Regions from separate parts of the Homo sapiens genome. Here region 1 is linked to region 2. A link is a loop called in an ENCODE intact Hi-C map of the cell type or tissue named here. Cell type or tissue: Caco-2. All regions are shown on one strand. Links, peaks and the distances in the headings refer to the core of each region. The heading gives the core; the rest is flanking DNA.

Region 1 (9,285 bases), core at 944-8,943, 52 kb before region 2:
ACTTCGGGAAGCCAAGGCAGGCAGATTGCTTGAGGCCAGGGGTTTGAGACAAGCCTGGCCAACATGGCGAAACCCCGTCTCTACTAAAAATACAAAAATTAACCAGGTATGGTGGTGCACGCCTGTAATCCCAGCTATTCGAGAGGTTGAGGCACAAGAATCGCTTGAACCCGGGAGGCGGAGGTTGCAGTGAGCTGAGATCGTGCTACTGCACTCCAACCTGGGCAATAGAGTGAAATCTGTCTCCAAAAAACAAAAAAAAAGTCTGTACCTGAATTAATAGTATTGTACCAACATGAGTTTTCTGGAGAGTACGTAGAAATTCTCTGTACTATTTTGTTGCTTCCTGCAAATCTTAAGCTATATCAAAATAAAAATGTTATTTTTAAGAAAATGGTACTGCTCGATGCACATAAGTAAAGATATTTGAAGTAGGATGGCAACTTGGAGGCTTAGGACAGTGAATAGAAAGATAGTGTGGTTATTAGAGTAGGAACAGACAAGTAGGTCAACCGCCCCATGCTTCCTTCTGCATAAAGCATCAAGCAAAAGTGGTACCTGCCTTTAGGCAGCAGTAACAAATGTAGGGGCCTCAATTGGAAAGGAAGGACTAGGGCCTTTAGAATAATGGTCACTGTCAGGACAATGAGGAGTATCTAGCCCAGAGACTAGCTATAGGTACACCCCAACCAGCAGCCTATTCTGCCTCTCCCCAAAAGCAGCTAGCGGCAGTCTGCTGGTCCACTCCAGCATGACTTTAAGAGTTTCTTCCATAAGCAGACTGGAGTGATTAAATTGAGCTTTCTTAGGATGGCCTGGCAGGGCCTCCCAAATACAAAAATGCACACATGAATAATTGAAGTAAGCCAGCATCATGAGACAGAGGCACCAAATATGGAAGAATGAACACACAAACAAAGTTAATAGAGTAGGCAGCACTGGACTTTAGAAACACCATCATCACTTCATTCAACACATATTTCTTGAGCCTCTCTAATGTGTACCGGACACTCTTAATTTTGAGGGACACTGCAGTAAACAAAACAGGCAAGGTCTCTACCATCACAGACATTGCAGTTTACTGATTGAGACAGGCAATGAAAAAATAAGCAAAACAAAATATCTGTAGGCAAAAAGTATTTTGGACAAAAATAAAGCACAGTAAGTAAGCGGTGGGGGAAAGAGAATACATATGAGGATATGAAGTGCCACTTTGGGTAAGGTAGCCAGGGAATCCCTCTCTGCTGAGGAAATGACTGTTAAACAGAGACCTGAATAATGTGCCAGAGCAAGCTCCTATCATCCAGGGGGAGACCACAGCAGCAGGGCTAGGAACAAGTGTATGTGCTTAGAGCTTTGAAATGTTGACAACAGCAGGGAGGCCAAAATGTTTGGAGCAGAATGGGAATGAGGGGAAAAGGTCAGAGAATGCACAGGGGGCCCTGTCATATAGGCCATTCTAGGCCATTAGATTTTTTATTTTATTCTAATGTAGGCCATTCTAGGCCATTAGACTTTTGATTTTATTCTAAGTTTAATTAATACAGTATGTTCCAAGAGATACAAGAGAGTATTTTCACCAGCAATTCTTTTAAAAGAATCAACCAGCAGGCCAGGCACGGTAGCTTATGCCTGTAATCCCAGCACTTTGGGAGGCCGAGGTGGGTGGATTACCTGAGGTTGGGAGCTCAAGACCCACCTGGCTAACATGGTGAAACCCCGTCTCTATCACAAAATTAGCTGGGTGTGGTGGCAGTTGCCTGTAATCCCAGCTACTCGGGAGGCTGAGGCAGGAGAATCACTTGAACCCGGGAGGTAGAGGTTGCAGTGAGCCAGGATGGAGCCATTGCACTCCAGCCTGGGCAACAGAGTGGGACTCCATCTCAGAAAAAAAAAAAAAAAAAAAAAAAAAGATCAACAAGCAATCACGTAAAGGTTTCATTTTTGAAATGGATCATTCAATAGATGAGTAGAATAGCAGATGGGACACCAAAAAAAGAGCAAATTAGTGAGCTGTACAAAAAAAAAAAATTTTTTTCTCAGAATACAGGACACACACAGAAAAAGATGTAAAGGAAGAAAAGGAAGACTTAAATGACCCATCCAGGAGATCCAAATTTATTTAATACAAGTGTTGAAAGAGACTATTAGAAAAGTCCATTTAGGAAAAATGAAGATGGAGCAACAATATTCAAAACAATATAAATATAAACATATGCTTGAATTTTTATTAAAATCTTTAATTTATAGGAAACAGAAGAACTCCATATCTAATAAAGATACAAATACTTATCAAATAACCATTCATTATAAAATTTGGTCATATACTATACCACAAAAGAGATCTCAACATTTTCAGAGAACAGTCATGATACCAATCATGGTTTTGGACCTTATTGCAATAAAATTTCAAACAAATAAATTGATTCCTTTTTTAAATTCCATGAATTTATAAATAAAATATATTCTAAATAGTTTGAGTTAACAAAATCAAATACCATTTTACATCCACCAGAATGGAAAAGGGGTAAAAAAAAGACAATACCAAGTATTAAAGAGTGTGGAGGTGCCAGACGCGGTGGCTCACGCCTGTAATCCCAGCACTTTGGTAAGCCGAGGCAGGCAGATCACAAGATCAGAAGTTCGAGACCAGTCTGGCCAACATGGTGAAACCCTGTCTCTACTAAAAATACAAAAATTAGCCGGGTGTGGTGGTGTACCTTAGTTGGGGGAAAAACTGAGAAGCGCTGGTTAAGTGCACAGGCTCACCAGAAGACTCAGACTGTAAAACCATTTTCCGCCCCCAATACCTTACCGCCAGATCACTAAAGGTAGAACGGGATGACTAGACTAGAGCTGTCACTGGGTATTTTTCTTCCCTAAGGTAGGTTAGGCTCTGATGAAACCCTAGTAGGTTAGGTTTTTGTGAAACAGTTTCTTCTGAGGTCACACCTTGTTAAGAAGAGTAGAATGCAATGAAGTATTTCAGAATACTTTTTCCCTCCCTCTACCAAAAGCAGGAGGGGATTTTTCTCTGACACTCACTATGAAGACTTGTCAGAGCTCCTGGAAGTAAAATTCAGAAAAGCATGGGAATCTCCCTATGACTGGCTTTCCCTGGGGTTCGTAAACTGTCAGACTTGACCTCACTGCACCACCAGCAGTTGTAATTCAGGTGTTCCTTCCCTGGCATTGGATGGTCTGGAGATTTCTGCTCTTGGGTTTCTGCTCCTGTAAGTTGTGGTGATTCTTTGTAGTTGCCTATTTCTCTAATTTGGGGGGTGGTAGATTGCCCTGTGACCTCACTTCTCTGATGGATCTAAGAAGAGTTGCTGATTTTTCAGTTTGTTCAGATTTTTATTAATACTTGTTGTTAGAACACAGTGGCAACTTCTAAGCTTATATGCCCTATATTTTATCTTCTTAAATAGTCTTAGCACAGTAAGTATATAAGGAAACTTCTTTAACTTGAAAAAAGGTATCTATCAAAAACTTAGGCCAGGCATGGTGGTGCACACCTGTAATCCCAAGACTTTGAAAGGCCAAGATGGGAGGATTGCTTGAGCCCAGGAGCTTGAGACCAGACTGGGGAACATAAGGAGAGCCCATCTTTCCAAAAAAAAAAAAAATTAGCTTGGCATGGTGGCACACACATATGGTCCCAGTTTGAGCCCCAGAGGTTGAGTCTGTAGTGAGCTATAATTGCGCCACTGCACTCCAGCCAGAGCAACAGAGCCTAGATGTATAATTTACATGTAAAAATTAATATCTTTTCTATATTACATTAATTAGTGACCAGTTAGAATATATGTCAGAAAAAAAGTTATTTCCTAATTGTAATGTCCCCTGAAATTCATGTTTACTCAGAACCTCAAAATGTGACTTTATTGGGAAATAGAGTCTTTGCACATGTAATTATTCAAGGATCTCGAGATAAAATCATCTGGGATTTAGGATAAGCCCTAAATCCAGTGACTGGTATCTCTGCAGGAGAAAAGACATGAAAATTTTAGGGACACAGGGAGGAAGGCCATGTGAAGATGAAAGCGGAGATTGGAGTTATGCAGCCACAAACCAAGGAATATGAGGAGCCAGCAGAAACTGAACAGGGCAAGGAAGAATCCACTTCTAGAGCCACTGGAGGGAGTGTAGCCCTACCTATACCTTGATTTTTAACCTTTGGCCATCAGAACTATGAGAAAATAAATTTCTGTTCTTTTAAGCCACTGATTTTGTGGTAATTTTGTTGTTGTTTTGAGACAGGGTCTCATTCTATTACCCAGGCTGGAGTGTAGTAGCACAATCATGGCTCACTGCAGCCTCAAACTCCTGGGCTCAAGCAATTCTCCTGTCTCAGCCGCCTGAATAGCTGGGACTACAAGCATGCACAATCATACCTGGCTAATAGTTTTATTTTGTAGAGACAGGGATCTCACTTTGTTGCCCAGTTAGGGCTCAAACTCCTGGGCTCAAGCGATCCTCCAGCCTTGGCCTCCCAAAGTGTTGGGATTACAGGTGTGAGCCACCATGCCTGGCCTGTGGTAATTTTTTATGTCAGCCCTGGGAAACTAGTATGCCATGATATCACAAAAAAACTATAAATTACCTAGGAATAAATAAATATGCACAATACTTGTGAAAAAAATAACATTTTTTACAGACAAAAAGAAGAACTAAATAAATGAATAAATACCAAGTCCAAGGATGGGAACATCCACCATTTAAAAAAATGTCAATTCTCCAAAAATTAATCTATAAATTCAGTGTACAACATGCCTAAGGTCAAAATGATTTTTCATACCTTTACCTGGTGATTATAAAATTATATGAAACTGTACATTTTTAAGAATAACCAAGATTTAAAAAAAAAAAAATTGGGCTAGAACAATAAACTCATTCAACCTAATGTGAAGTTGTATTATAAATCTATAGTGATTAAAATAGTGAGCTATTGATACGATAAGTAAAACAGCTCAATACACAAAAGGATAAAGATTCCAGAAACAGATATATATATATCTGTTTCTATATAAGAAAGCCAATTGCAGAATATATAATATATAAGAATATATAAGAAAGCCAATTGCAGAATTATAAATGGCAAATGAATATCCAAAAAGTTACTTAGCTTCACAAGAATTCAGAAGAATGCAAATAAAAAGGAAAATAAAATACTCTTTTTTAATGCAAGTCTGGCAAAATATAAAATTTTTAAATTATATCTACTGGTAAGAATGAGGGGAAGAGGTATTTTCATATTGCTTATGTATTAAATTAGTATAACTACTCTGGAGGGCAATTGGCAGTATAGTCATTGATTAAAATTAATATGTGCACCCCAGCAAATCTAATTCTAAGCATTTATTCTATAGAAACACCTGTACTGTTGTATAAGAAACCACATCCAGGATTATTTATTGAAGAATTATTTATGGTAGCAAAAATTAGAAACAATCTGAATGACTATTCATATAAGAATGTAAACTATAAGATACATCTATAATATTTTATCAGTAAAACAAACTATGGTACACCCATTCAATGAACTATTATGCATCAAAAAATAAAGTACTATTAATACTTTATTATATTTATATATTATATTAATAAAGTACTTTAATAATACTATTTAATCAAAGAACAAAGTACCATTAAAGTACTTTGTACCATTAAGTAAATTACCAAATACGTTTTAACACTTAGTATTAGTATTTTAAAGTACTATTAAAGTACTTTGTACTATTAAGTACAAACAAAGTACTATTATGCATCAAAGAATAAAGTACTAATAAAGAATTAGAACCAACAAGGATAGTATGCATACGTGACCACCTGCTCAGAGATAATACTTAAATATTTGTAACAGTTTTATATGGTCTTAATGATAGACAGTATTGATAGACAGTATAATAAAAGAGTTCAGGTAGGTTTTATGCAAGTTCAAAAGTCTTAATGGTTACATGGAAATACATTTACTTAAAATTTTTTTTTGAAACAGGGTCTCACTCTGTCACCCAGGCTAATGTGCAGTGGTACAATCATGGCTCACTGCAGCCTCCACCTCCCAAGGTCCAAGCAATCTTCCTACCTTGGCCTCCTGAGTAGCTGGGACTGCAGGTGTGCACCACCATACCCAGCTAATTTTTAAATTATTTGTAGAGATGGCGTTTCCTGTGTTGCCCAGGCTGTTCTCAAACTTCTGAACTTTAGTGATCCTCCTACCTTGGCCTCCCATGCACTGGCATTATAGGTGTGAGCCACTGCTCCTGGCCAGATTTTCTTATTTTAGCCATAGAAACACAAAATTTAATCAAGTGATGTTGCCAACTGGGTGAGGAGTTCACATTCTAATCTGATTTAAATTATGAGTAACTGTAATGATCAATTTTATATGTCAACTTGGTTAGGCCAGTATGCTCAGATAGTTGGTCAAATGTTATTCTGGATGTTTCTGTGAAGGCGTTTTTTGGATAAGATTAACACTGAAATTCGTGGAGTTTACGTAAAGCAAATTACTCTTCATAATGTAGGTAGGCCTCATCCAATCAACTGAAGGTCTTAATAGAACAAAGACTGACCTTTCCCAAGGGAGAAGGAATGCTGATAGTAGACTGCCTTTAGATTGAGACAGTACCTCTTCCCTGAGTCGCCAGCGTGCAAGCCTTCCTTGCAGATTTCGGACTTACAAAGCCTCTGTAATTGCATGAGCAAGGTCTTCAAAATAAACCTCTCTTTCTATGTATAAATACTCTGTTACTTCTGTTTCTCTAGATAACCCAATGCAGTGATGATATGGCTAAAATCCAGGGATGTAAGATAGGTATGTGGCTAGCTCACTCTTGAGATTGGTGCATATCATCATGGTCACAGTGGTTCACTCATATAACAGTTTATATCCTCTGTTTGCTAGGAAACACCATCAAGCAAAGAAAGCAACCTCAAAATTATATAGCAAAATAAGCTCAAAAATCATGTGAGATAACGTAAGTTTTCTTTAGTAGGTAAGCATTTTTCAACCCCAAGAATATTTGAAATTAAGTATATAAATGTCAAGATAAATCTGTATTATCAACAATTTAGTATTAAGAATTTTACACATATTTATTGTCTATATACCTGTAATAATTTAGATTTGGTCTAGTAGAAGAATAGCTTATTTGAACAACAGTCTTGTGATTCTAATTTTAAATGTATTATTAAGTAATTTATTTAGACTTGTGAGTTTAATTTAGTATCATTTCTTTATAAACATTAATGGAGCGGAACATTAAGAAAACTTAAGAATCACCTCTTTGGCCAGGCTTGGAGGCTCATACCTGTAATCTCAGCACATTGGGAGGTTAAGATAAGAGAATGACTTGATCCCAGGAGTTCCAGACCAGCCTGGGCAATATAGTGAGACCTCGTCTCTACAAATATAAAAAAATTAGCCAGGCCTGGTGACACATGCCTGTAGTCCCACCTACTCGGGAGACTGAGGTGGGAGGACTACTTGATTTTTTGAGCTCAGGAAGTCGAGGCTACAGTGAACCATGATTGCACCACTGTACTTCAGCCTGGGCAACAGAGAGAAAGACCTTGTTTAAAAAAAAGAAAAGAATCAATTTATTTGATATATGAGTTATTTAAGTACTCAAAAAATTTTGTTAAATCACACAATGTAGAGCTTAAAAAGGAAAAAGAATATGTCAGTTTTTGTGAATACAGCTTGACATAAAGAAGTCTAGGTAACTACATTTATAAATTGGACTTCACATTAATCAAAGACCTCTTACAAGTGATTGCTAAAATTTGGTTTCATAGCCTATACCTTTAATAAACTGCTAATTTTTAAAACCAAAGATAACCTTTGAAAAGTATTTTCTTTTCTTTTCTTTTTTTTTTTTTAATTTTGAGACAGTTTCATTCTGTCACCCAGGCTGGAGTGCAGTGGCATGATCTTGGCTCACTGCAATATCTGCCTCCTGGGTTCAAGCGATTCCCCTGATTCAGCCTCCCGAGGCATGTAGCTGGGATTACAGGCATGCACCACCACATCCGGCTAATTTTTATATTTTTAGTAGAGACAGGGTTTCACAGTGTTGGCCAAGCTAGTCTCAAACTCCTGACCTCAGGTGATCTGCCTGCCTTGGCCTCCCAAAGTGTTGGGATTACAGGTGTGGGCCACTGCACCTGGATGGTAGAGTATTTTCTATGGCAAAAAAAAGTCATGCTTGGGGCACCAAAAAATTAGTTGACAATATTGCTGAATATATACACACACACACACACACACACACACACACACAATAGTACCATATGTTTCTACAGGAACTTTTTTTTTAATTACACATATGAAAATAAGAGAATGATAATAAGTAAGAAAATAAGATGATGATAAGAAAGGCATACATCTTAAGCTGAAAATAGTGTTTTCTTCTAGAAGAAAGCCAGGGAGACTATAATTTTACCAGTAACCTTTGAATATTTTGCAATGCAAGAGCATTCATGTATTGCCTGTGTATGGAAAAATAAAGAAAGCCCTTTATCAAGTTATGTGTACCTATTTTGGGTTCAATAATCTGGGTCAACATACTTCTGACCCTCTATCTTGTCTCAAAATGAGTCTGTGTCAAGGGGGTTAACCTTGCTCTTTTTATTAGCAACAGAAAGCTAATCTCCTAGCACTACATTTTCCAACCACCTTTCTGCTTGAGGAGCTTCACATAACGGGCAAAACTAAAAAATACAAACTATATTCAGAATGCAATTTTGGCACTAACGTTGAGAGTTTAGTTTTATTTGATAATATGACCGTGGCAAGGAGTGAAACATCTTCTAATGGTTTAGGGAATATTAATGAGAGAAGCAAAAAAGCATGCTTGAAAAGAGTCACTGGGGTGGGAAGCTATTGTCAATAGAGACCATATTTTCCAAATATAACCAGGAGAAAACACTTGTTATTTTCAAAGGACTAAAGGTAGAAATCTTCTTGAGGAACTAAGACTCTTGTTTGTTTGCTATATGTTGGTGCAAAAGTAATTGGGGTTCTTGCCATTACTTTTAATAGCAAAAGAACATGCAGGCAGGTTCCGTGTGAAGTAATAGCCTTTGAGGCATGGTCTGGAAGAGAAGGCAGAACAGAGAGAAAGCTGAAATCCTTGGCATAAAGCTTTCATCCTAGGGCAAAACTGGGAGGATCCTAATATTGAAGCTGAGTGTTCTTTTTTAGAGACGGAGTCTCACTCTTGTTGCCCAGGCTGGAGTACAATGGCGCAATCTCAGCCCACTGCAACCTCTGCCTCC
Region 2 (9,285 bases), core at 652-8,651:
AGGTGGGAGGATCACATGAGCCTGGGAAGTAGAGGCTGCAGTGAGCCATGATCACACCACTGCACTCAAGCCTGGCCAGCAGAGTGAGACCATTTCTCTAAAAATTGTTTAAAAATGAATTCCCTGTTTTTCTATTCATATTGCTTCTGTTTCTTGGTCCCCATATCCATAAATACAGCCCTCTTTAGCAGATTCTCCAAGCCTAGACACCTTTCATTTCTCCCTCTCCCTCACCACCCCTTTGCTCATATCCAAACAATTGCCAGTCCCTCCACCTAAACATTTCTCAAATCCATACAATTCTAAGAACTTTGAGAAACAATCTCCTCACCTTCTCCAATCACCCTCACATATCTCACCCAGAAAGGCATCTAACTATCTCCTAGCCTCCAGGAAGGGTAAGTGCTCCACCTGCTCCATAATCCACTCTCATCATTGTGTAGCAATGTTTCTAAAACACCTGCCAAAACATGTTACTTCCAGTGGCTTCCCAATGCCCCTTAGAATATAATTCAGGTTTCTTAACTTGGCCTACAATCTGCCTTCCTCTCCAGATTCAATTCTCACCATCTTCTTCCCAAATCTTTAAGCTCAGTGATTCTCAAAGCATGGTCCCTGGGCCAGCAGCATCAGCATCACCTGCAAACTTGTTAGAGATGCAAATTCTCAAGCCCCACCCCAAATCTAACAAATCTCAAACTCTGGGTCTAGGACTCAGCAATCTCTCTTTTAAGGAGCCCTCCAGGTGATTCTTAGGCCTGCTGAAGTTTGAGAACCACTGCTGTATCCATACTGGACTATTTCTGTTCCAATTCCCCTACTTGCGGATACCCCGACCTCTTTCTGTGAACCTCACCACCCTTTCTCCACTTAATTAACTCCTTCTCCTTGTCATACAATCTGACAAGTTCATGTAATATGTTGAATCTACCTTGAGATGTGTTCCAAACTAGAGTCGCTGAGGGGCTACCAGATATTGATGAAAAATCCCCTGAAGACAGTTAAAGTGGAAGATAAATCTGGAAAGAACCTTCCTGGCAAAGTGTGGCCCCTCAAGGATCCCCCCATTCACTTGGTGCTTACATAGTGAAATGTGAGCCTGCTGGAACCCTGGTGCTCATCCTGCTAAATACACTCAGCGCAGATGATTCCTAGCACACCACAGGTTGCACCTGAAGTCCTGAGTGGGGGAACCTTCCCCATGGTGAGTTGCAGGAAGTCACCAAACAAGGTATCAGACTTTCACTACCTGACTTCATTATTAAGTGCATCTTCAGAATGAAATTGAGAATTTTATTTAAATTCAGATATACCTAAATATTTAATACTTAAATAAGTATAAATTTAAAATAATAAATTTTCTAAATAATAGAAGTCATTTCTTAAAATAATACAAATATCTGGTCCTCTAGCATTTCTCTCTTCTGAGCAGCACTAGACTCATTAATGCCATGTAGTCGTACCCAGGTTTTAAACAGTGGTTTCTATGGCTTAGGACAATGTTTCCTAATGTTCTAAAATCCATATCCTCTTTTTAAAAAACAGCTTTATTGCAATATAATCATAATCTCTTTTGATTTGTTGCTCTTTTTCTCTATCGCCACCTCTTTTTCTTGGCAAGATTCACTGATAGAAACAATCTTTTTAAATTAAAAATGTAGCGATTGTAAACATGATCAAGATATAAAGTTTGAAAATTTTAAACATTACAGAGGGTCGTACAGTAAAAGCAAAGTCTCCTTCCATACTCACTGACCTCCCCACTCTCCACGACCCCAATCTTCTGCTCTCAAAGTAACTACTCTTCAGTTTATGTCTAGATTGTTTATATATATATATATATATACACACACACACACACACACACACACATATGTGGATAATATGTAATTCCCCTAATTTTATACCTTAGAATTATACCACATGTATATTCTGCATCCCCCTTAATGGCATTTTGATTATCAATGGTGTGGGACTCCCTAGATCTATATATAGTATTGTGTTACTTACTGTTTAAACGTATAGCATTGAATTTGGTCTACATTAGCTCTTTGAAAGCCCCACTATACATATAAGGAAAGAAGGGTCCAGAGGTGGTGATAAGTGATTTCAAAAGATTAAAGGGCCAACTACAAATGGAATTGGATCTTGAATTTAGGCCTTTTGAATTTATCTGTCCTGCTCTTTCAAAGTCAACAAACCCCTTTTACAATACTGATGTACCTGTGGCCTCTTGACCAAGTCAATTTGGCCTATTGCCAAGAGCAGATTTAGATGGTGACACTCGATACAGTGGCCTCCAAAGTTTGGAATTCTTTAATGCTAATTTACCATGCTGGGGATTTGAATTACTGATTATGGTATTCGAATAAAAACTAACCACTTCTAGGGTTTAAAGTTAATGTATACACACACACACACACACACACACACACATGCACACACACACACAGAGACTCCTCTGCCTAAAGTGAAGAATTTTTAAACAAATTATAGCTAACACAGAACTTCAATCAATTGCCCAAGAATACGCTTCTTTCTTTACCCCCTTCTTCATGCTATGCTGCAAACACAGTGATAAGGAACATGAGCTCTAGAGTCACCTGATCTGAGTCCAGATGGAGGCACTGACACTTAGTTATGTAACCTTAAGTGAATTATTACTTTACCTCTCTAAGCCTCAAAGCCTCACTTTCCTTCTTTTTAGTCCCATCAAACTTGCAGCAAGCAATTCACTTTACTTCTTTGTAGGTAAGGTTAATAAGAAGTAATGTGACAAGGCATGCAAACGCTGAGTGAAATAATAATATGACTATTATTATTTCATTATTCATTCCATTTATTTTTTATTCTTCTAATTTTTCTTTCTCCCAAGTCCATATTTTACATCCATCCATCTAATCATATTTATTGAGTCATTATTAAGCACAAAGTTCTATGGATGGCACGGGAAAACCCAGTGATCAATGCGATGGAGTCCTTCCCACAGGAGCCTACAATCTCAAGCAAAGTTCAGAATTAATTAGTGGTTAATCTTTACTGACTTCATAAAACGTATCAAGCACAGTGCAGAGCACTTGACACTCATTATCACATTTAATTTTAAGCTACCTATGAGGTGGACGTTCTTTTACAGAAGAGGAATCTGTAGCTCAATAAAGCTGAGTACTTTATCTAGGCTGGATCCAAACCCAGGCAGCCTGACTCCCAAACCCTGCATGCATGTCTACATCACACCCCAGGCCCCTCAGCTCTGTGAGCCCTCCTGACTTCGATTCCTCCTCTGCTTGCACTCTTTTAACATTAGTCATCTTAACAAGAACTCTAATCTATACAATTCAAGACGTTACACTGTCCTTTTAATACAACCCTTCTTCCATAGATTTTCTAGAGGCAGCATGGTAGAGGCAGCTCAGTTAAGGGCCCAGATTTTGGAGTCTGCTGCTTGACAGCTGCCTGACCTACAGCAAGCCACATAAGCAATCTGTGCTGCAGGTCTCACCTGTAAAATTGGGGTAAGGCTACCCACACTCCAGAGATTGTGTTGATAATTAAATGCGTTAACATAGGTGTCAGCACAGGCAAAGCACACAGTCAGTACTGCATAAGCGGTGGGCTTCATTATTCATCCTGTAATTACGTATTCATACTAGAATCATGTATCCCATAGGTCAGGGACCACCTTTTCTTTCCTTAATACCCCCAGGATTGGCAAATCTTGCTCTCTCAACAAATAGTTTACTCGGTGGAACCTAACAGAACTAATATTTCTTTCTGTCCGTAAATAAAAATAGATCATGCTTGAATGTGCTACTTTGCCCGAACTCCCCAAGTCTTCCCGCATCTTCAGTTCCTCCCCCTCCAACCTGGTGTTCATCAGGAGAGGGGAAAGAGCATTTCTTGCCTGGCAGGAACTCAAGACCTAGAAGAAAGAGGGCCTACCCTGCCAAGGAAATGACCTTCCCCTTCCTCGCCTCTGCTCCTCTTCCCGTTTCCTGTCTTTTCCTTCTTTTCTCCTGGTGTTTCCTTCTCCCGTTAACTATGGGGACAGACGCAGCTATTCACAAGTCCGTCTGGGCAGCACACTCCGAGGTAAGGCACGAAGGTCAGGAGACAGGTTCCCGTGCCCCAAATCCTGGAGAAGATGAGTTAAAGCTCTTCGCTTCGATTGCCTTCGCCCTTCCCGCGTCTCGGGAGCAATTCAGTGTCGCCTCACGTCTGGCCTTGCAGAAGTCCGGAGTTCCGGCTCTGAACTGGAGCTCCCCGCCATTCCCGGGCCCTCCGGTTTCTCCCTCAGGCCATCTGAGGAATTGAGGTAGGATTTCGCGGGTGTTAGGAGCAAACTCCCACCACAACTCGGTCCCGGGCTCCCTCTCCGTTGAGCCTTGACCTCTGCCCAAAAAACAAGGAATCGTGGGCGTGAAGGCGGCCTTGAACCCGGGCGGCGGGGCTCGGCGGGACTCGTCAGCGCCCTGCTGCGGCACCCGGGCCGCTCAGGTAAGTAGGAGGCGTGTGCGGGCGGGGCCGAGCGGGCCCCAATCCGTACGCGAGGCAGGAACCGCCCGCCGCGCCCCCGAGAGCTCTCGGCGCCGCGCAGTCGCCGCTGGGCACCCCGAGACCATGGGGAAGCTCGTGGCGCTGGTCCTGCTGGGGGTCGGCCTGTCCTTAGTCGGGGAGATGTTCCTGGCGTTTAGGTGAGTGGCATCTTGACAGGGCGTCTTCGACTCTCTTTCTCTCCTCTTCCAAGTGAGGTCAGGGGCTGCCTGGCGCCCCCTTCCTAGCGGGTAGGAAAGAGCAGCTTTGGAACCTCACTCCTCCATCTCACCCAGCAAACCGCCCCTTGAGACTCGCTTATGGGGAAAGTGAGCTACTTGCGTTTCCAAAGACTGCCGAGCCGAATTAGTCCCATTTATTTTTTGAAGGTTATGATCCCCCACTTTGCTTTCTGAAGGTCATGACCCCCTTTTACTTTCTGAACGTGATGACCCCTTTCCCAGCTCGCCCTCAACATTCTGCTTGGGAAAAAAGGACGTCCATTGGAAACGCCGGACTTGGGAGAGAGGATCAGGCTACCAGTTGGATGTTTACGGCTGACTGAGACATTGCCCAGGTCTGGCTAACCATGCAGAAGTACTGGGTTATGGAACCTATCCTAGATTTAAAGAGCTGGCCAGACAGCAGGGCAAACCAGCTGAAACCTGCAGGCGGTAACTGGCATTTTGTAGGCATTTGACCTTTTGAAGTGGAAGATACAATGGTGATAGCCAGCCTAGAAATGTCTCAGGAAAAGTCAATACTGGGCTAGAAAGAAGAACCTTTAAGTGATAATACACATTCATGAGTGGATCGAAAGCCTCTGCTTGCTTTCAGTTGTCTTTGAGTGTTTATGTATTTCTCTTAGTTGAAGCTGGTCTTCTTAGAGGATCACGTCTAGAATCTGTTGAGGTGCCTGGTGCCTATTAGTAATACTTCCAGTTTGAGAGTTTTATTGTTACATTTGCTCCCAGTGCAACCACATGGAGAATCATAAAATAATAGTAATAATAATAAAGTAGATCTAAGGGTATTTTTTTAAATAAATGACTGTAAGATAAGTATTGAGTCTTTCTGAATATACTTTAATAAAAATTTTAAATTATCCCTGATATTAGAAGAATGTGGAAACATTCCTTTTCACTCTGGAAACAAGAAAATTGTGTTGAAAAATAAATCGGCCAATTGTTTAAATTGTGGTTGGTTTAATGAATTTACATACTTGCGGAGTAAGTCAGCATAAAATTTAAAAATTAAAGCAAAAGTGATAGAGTTTGACTATTAGGAGACCCTGTTGAATTTTGGGAAAGCAGTTTGGAAGGAAAAGTTCAAAGGGCAAGACTGTAGGGGATTAAGTGCAGATTTATAACAGACGATACTTTAGAAAATTAGGGCTATTTCGTGCATTTAAATTAATAATATTGTTCAATTACTCATACTATTAAATAGTGTCTTTTATTTGGGCAGCAGAATTTTCCATGTTGAATCATATTATACAGTTTTTCAGCAATAACTGGGTAAGGTTAGCTGATATAGGTAAAATACCCACATAATGTCTACATTATGTAAATAAACATGAAAGGAAGTACCTACTTACTTGTTATGTCATTCATAAATTATGATAAAGATAGTTAACCAACACGAAGATGATTGAAGTCCACATTTAAACATACATTTTGAATGCTGTGCCTTGACTTCCAGGGTTGGGTTTTATCTTCTACAGAGAAAGGGTGAATGCCTCTCGAGAAGTGGAGCCAGTAGAACCTGAAAACTGCCACCTTATTGAGGAACTTGGTATGTATGTGACAGTACCAAGAGGAGCCAGCACAGCTTCTTGGTCGTCATCCACCTGACTGAGCCCTACCAGCTCATTTAATTACCTGTCACTACTTAAGCCCTCCCAGTGGGACATCTGCCCCGTCCACTCTGCCCCATGCAAGGTCTTCAGGGGTGTACTAAATGACATTCTTTGTGGGTTTTTCTCAGCACATTTCCTTACTGACATCTCTCCACATTACCTAAAGAATGTCATTGACCACTCCCTGGTTTTCCCCTCACTGAATGCTTCTCCTTTCCCATCTGTGGTATTTCACTCTCCTCCTTGTCCTCTGTTACCTTTCCTTTTTTTGCTTCTTTCTTCTTTCCTTCCTCCCTCCCTTTCCTTATTGTCATTCCTGGCTTCAAGTGTTATTTTTTTTCAAATAATATGACTCAGCCCCTCCCCTCAAGAACCTCACAGCAGGCTGGGCGCAGTGGCTCACACCTGTAATCCCAGCACTTGGGAGGCCGAGGGGGGCGGATCATGAGGTCAGGAGATCGAGACCATCCTGGCCAACATGGTGAAACCCCATCTCTACTAAAAATATAACAATTAGCCGGGCATGTTGGCGGCGTGTGCCTGTAATCCCAGCTACTCGGAAGGCTGAGGCAGGAGAATCACTTGAACCAGGGAGTCATCGGAGGTTGCAGTGAGCTGAGATCGCGCCACTGTACTCCAGCCTGGCGACAGAGCGAGACTTTGTCTTAAAAAAAATAATAAACGAAGGAACCTCACAGCCTACCTACCTTCTTTTAAAAAAATTCATAAAAAATCCATGGCCCAGTCCCTAACCTTTCAAACTGCAGCCCTTCTTTTTTAGTCAGTTAAAGGGCAGCTCCAGCTCAAACTCTCCCTAAGCTGAAATCTATTTTACATTTCTGTCGTTTTCTCCCTCATCCTCCCACCCACAACCAGCTCTGCTTCTAGACTTTTCCTATGTATGGTACCCCCATTCTCAAAAGATTCAGTTCAAAATCCAGGAACCATTGTTCCCCGCTTGTCCCTCATGCTTCTACGTGAGACATGGGCTAATCTCACCTACTAGTTAATGCCACACCTGCTTATTTGGGCTCCACAGCTCCAATTCTTCCTGACATTGCTAACAGAAAAATAAAATAAAATCAGGCTAGATTGTGTTCCCTGTTCTGGGAATATGTTCTTTCACCTTCTCACCTTTGCTTATGAAATTCCCTCCAAACTTACTGATTCCTCTGTCTCTGCTTACTAAAATCAGCTGCAAAATTCATCTCCTTCCTCTGAACTCTCACAGCACTCTGAAGCTCCGATTCACTTATGACACCTGCCACATGCCTTGTATTATAGCTAGCAGTGTTCTCTCTTTCACTATCAGATTGTAAACTCCCTAGGGCCAAGAACTGTGACTTATTTATTAGAATGTGATGAGATAGCTTATTTTGGGATATGATTTTCTATTTTATTGCTATATTTAAAAATACAGAAAAAGTACCCTTTTGATTTGAGTTTTCTGCCTTTTCTTGCCTCTCAATTTCTAAAAAATAAAGTAATCTGAACCTTGCACTCCCTAGTCTTAGAGGTGGTTTGTGCTAGCAGCTGGAAAGCAGAAGAAACCAAAGAAAACGCCTTTCCTGAATTGTTTTTAAAAACCTGAGCCCCTTCAAGGGATTCTGTTGGAGAAGGGATATGAATATGTGGATATCTTTGAATAATGGGGATCCTTACCCCACTGGCTGACAGCATTCTGGGAGAGGAGCAGGACCTCAGAAGGAATGGTTGCAAGGTATCTTTAGGGACGCTGGACCCTGTGTTCCAGCTAAGGTAAAGACCTTGTGTCAATGCATTACATGGAAGTAGCAGAATTGTCTAAATTAAAGGGACCAGTAACTTTGGCAATGAATAATTCGATGATACGTAGTGTAGAATGAATGCCAGATGGCCTTTCCAAAACATTCTGCTTAGGTTTAGAACCCACCACTTAAAATGATTTCATAACCCTAACAGACAAACCCAGTAATGACTCAGATTGGATTTTCCATCAACTTAGTGGAATAGGATATCAGAGTGATTTAATTTGATTTTAAAAATAAGGAAATGTGACATTTACTCATTTGTTTACTGTTTTGTGGTGTAGTAGTATTCATATTCACTATACAAATAACTGTCAAAATATATAAGCCTGCAAATAATCAAGAGGTATAATTAGACTAGATGATTGGTAGGGTCTAGTCTGACTCGAATTGTATCACTCAACTAGATTTGAGAAGGTAAAATTACAGTTAATATTGTGAGTCTTAGGTCAATGTTCTGATTTGCCAAATATTTTGAAGAAAATGGCTTAAATAGTTGGAAGCAGGCTGGGAGCAGAAGAAAGAAATGCCATGTTACTTCTCATGTCTATTGGCATATGTTTGGTGAACTAAACAAGTTAGAATGATGATGGGTCATGTGTCAGTAGGACAATACTGATATATATGTTTTGAAAAAGCTGCTTTATCAAAGGCCTGGTGACTATGAGCAGCCTGTTGAGTCCTTTACAAACATCTACATCATCCTCATAACCAATTTGTAAAGTGGATGCTGCTATCTATGCTTTGCAGATTAGGAAATTGACATACAGAAGAATTAAGTTGCTTGCCCAATGGTCCGGAACTAGGGGGTGATGGGCTTAGCTTATGAGCCAAGATCGTTTCCTTCTATGCCTTTTTACTCTCTGTTGTGTAACACTAACTTTCTGATCTACTGACAACACATTTTTTATTTTGGAAGCTTCAGGAAAGTATTGCAACAGTGGAAAACAGAAAATCTGAGATGCAAACAGCTGAAATATTACTAGATACAGGTTAATCAAAACAAGGCAGTCTAGATATTTAAATTAAGATAATGGATAAGATAATACTCACAAATCACAACTGGTTGAGGAGTAGAGGCTTTACAAAGCCCTGAAAAGCTGCTGA

Evidence for each region. Hi-C counts contacts between places; a loop is a spot of excess contacts. Peaks named below come from ENCODE experiments on the same cell type or tissue, not always from the same donor. Only the 100,000 strongest peaks of a DNase experiment are listed, where the experiment ranks them.
Region 1: it touches region 2 in a loop (7-fold over the local background); 4 of 110 quality-filtered maps call a loop at or near these places.

The regions. Positions count from the first base shown.
Region 1 is chr7:95,444,274-95,453,558 of GRCh38, reverse strand. No RefSeq gene overlaps it. Among named protein-coding and RNA genes, the nearest start is that of PON2, 14 kb to the right of the region's middle. In Caco-2, for the core only: no CTCF peak of the experiment used is centred there; no DNase peak of the experiment used is centred there.
Region 2 is chr7:95,391,686-95,400,970 of GRCh38, reverse strand. It overlaps PON3 (paraoxonase 3), which reads left to right and starts at 4,596. Exons shown (of 9, transcript NM_000940.3): 1 at 4,596-4,694; 2 at 6,257-6,327. The coding sequence starts at 4,621. It overlaps LOC107986822 (a long non-coding RNA gene), which reads right to left and starts at 4,499. Exons shown (of 2, transcript XR_007060439.1): 1 at 3,943-4,499. In Caco-2, for the core only: CTCF peaks have their summits at 4,557 and 4,756; DNase peaks (open chromatin) are centred at 4,220 and 4,750; H3K4me3 peaks cover 2,304 bases.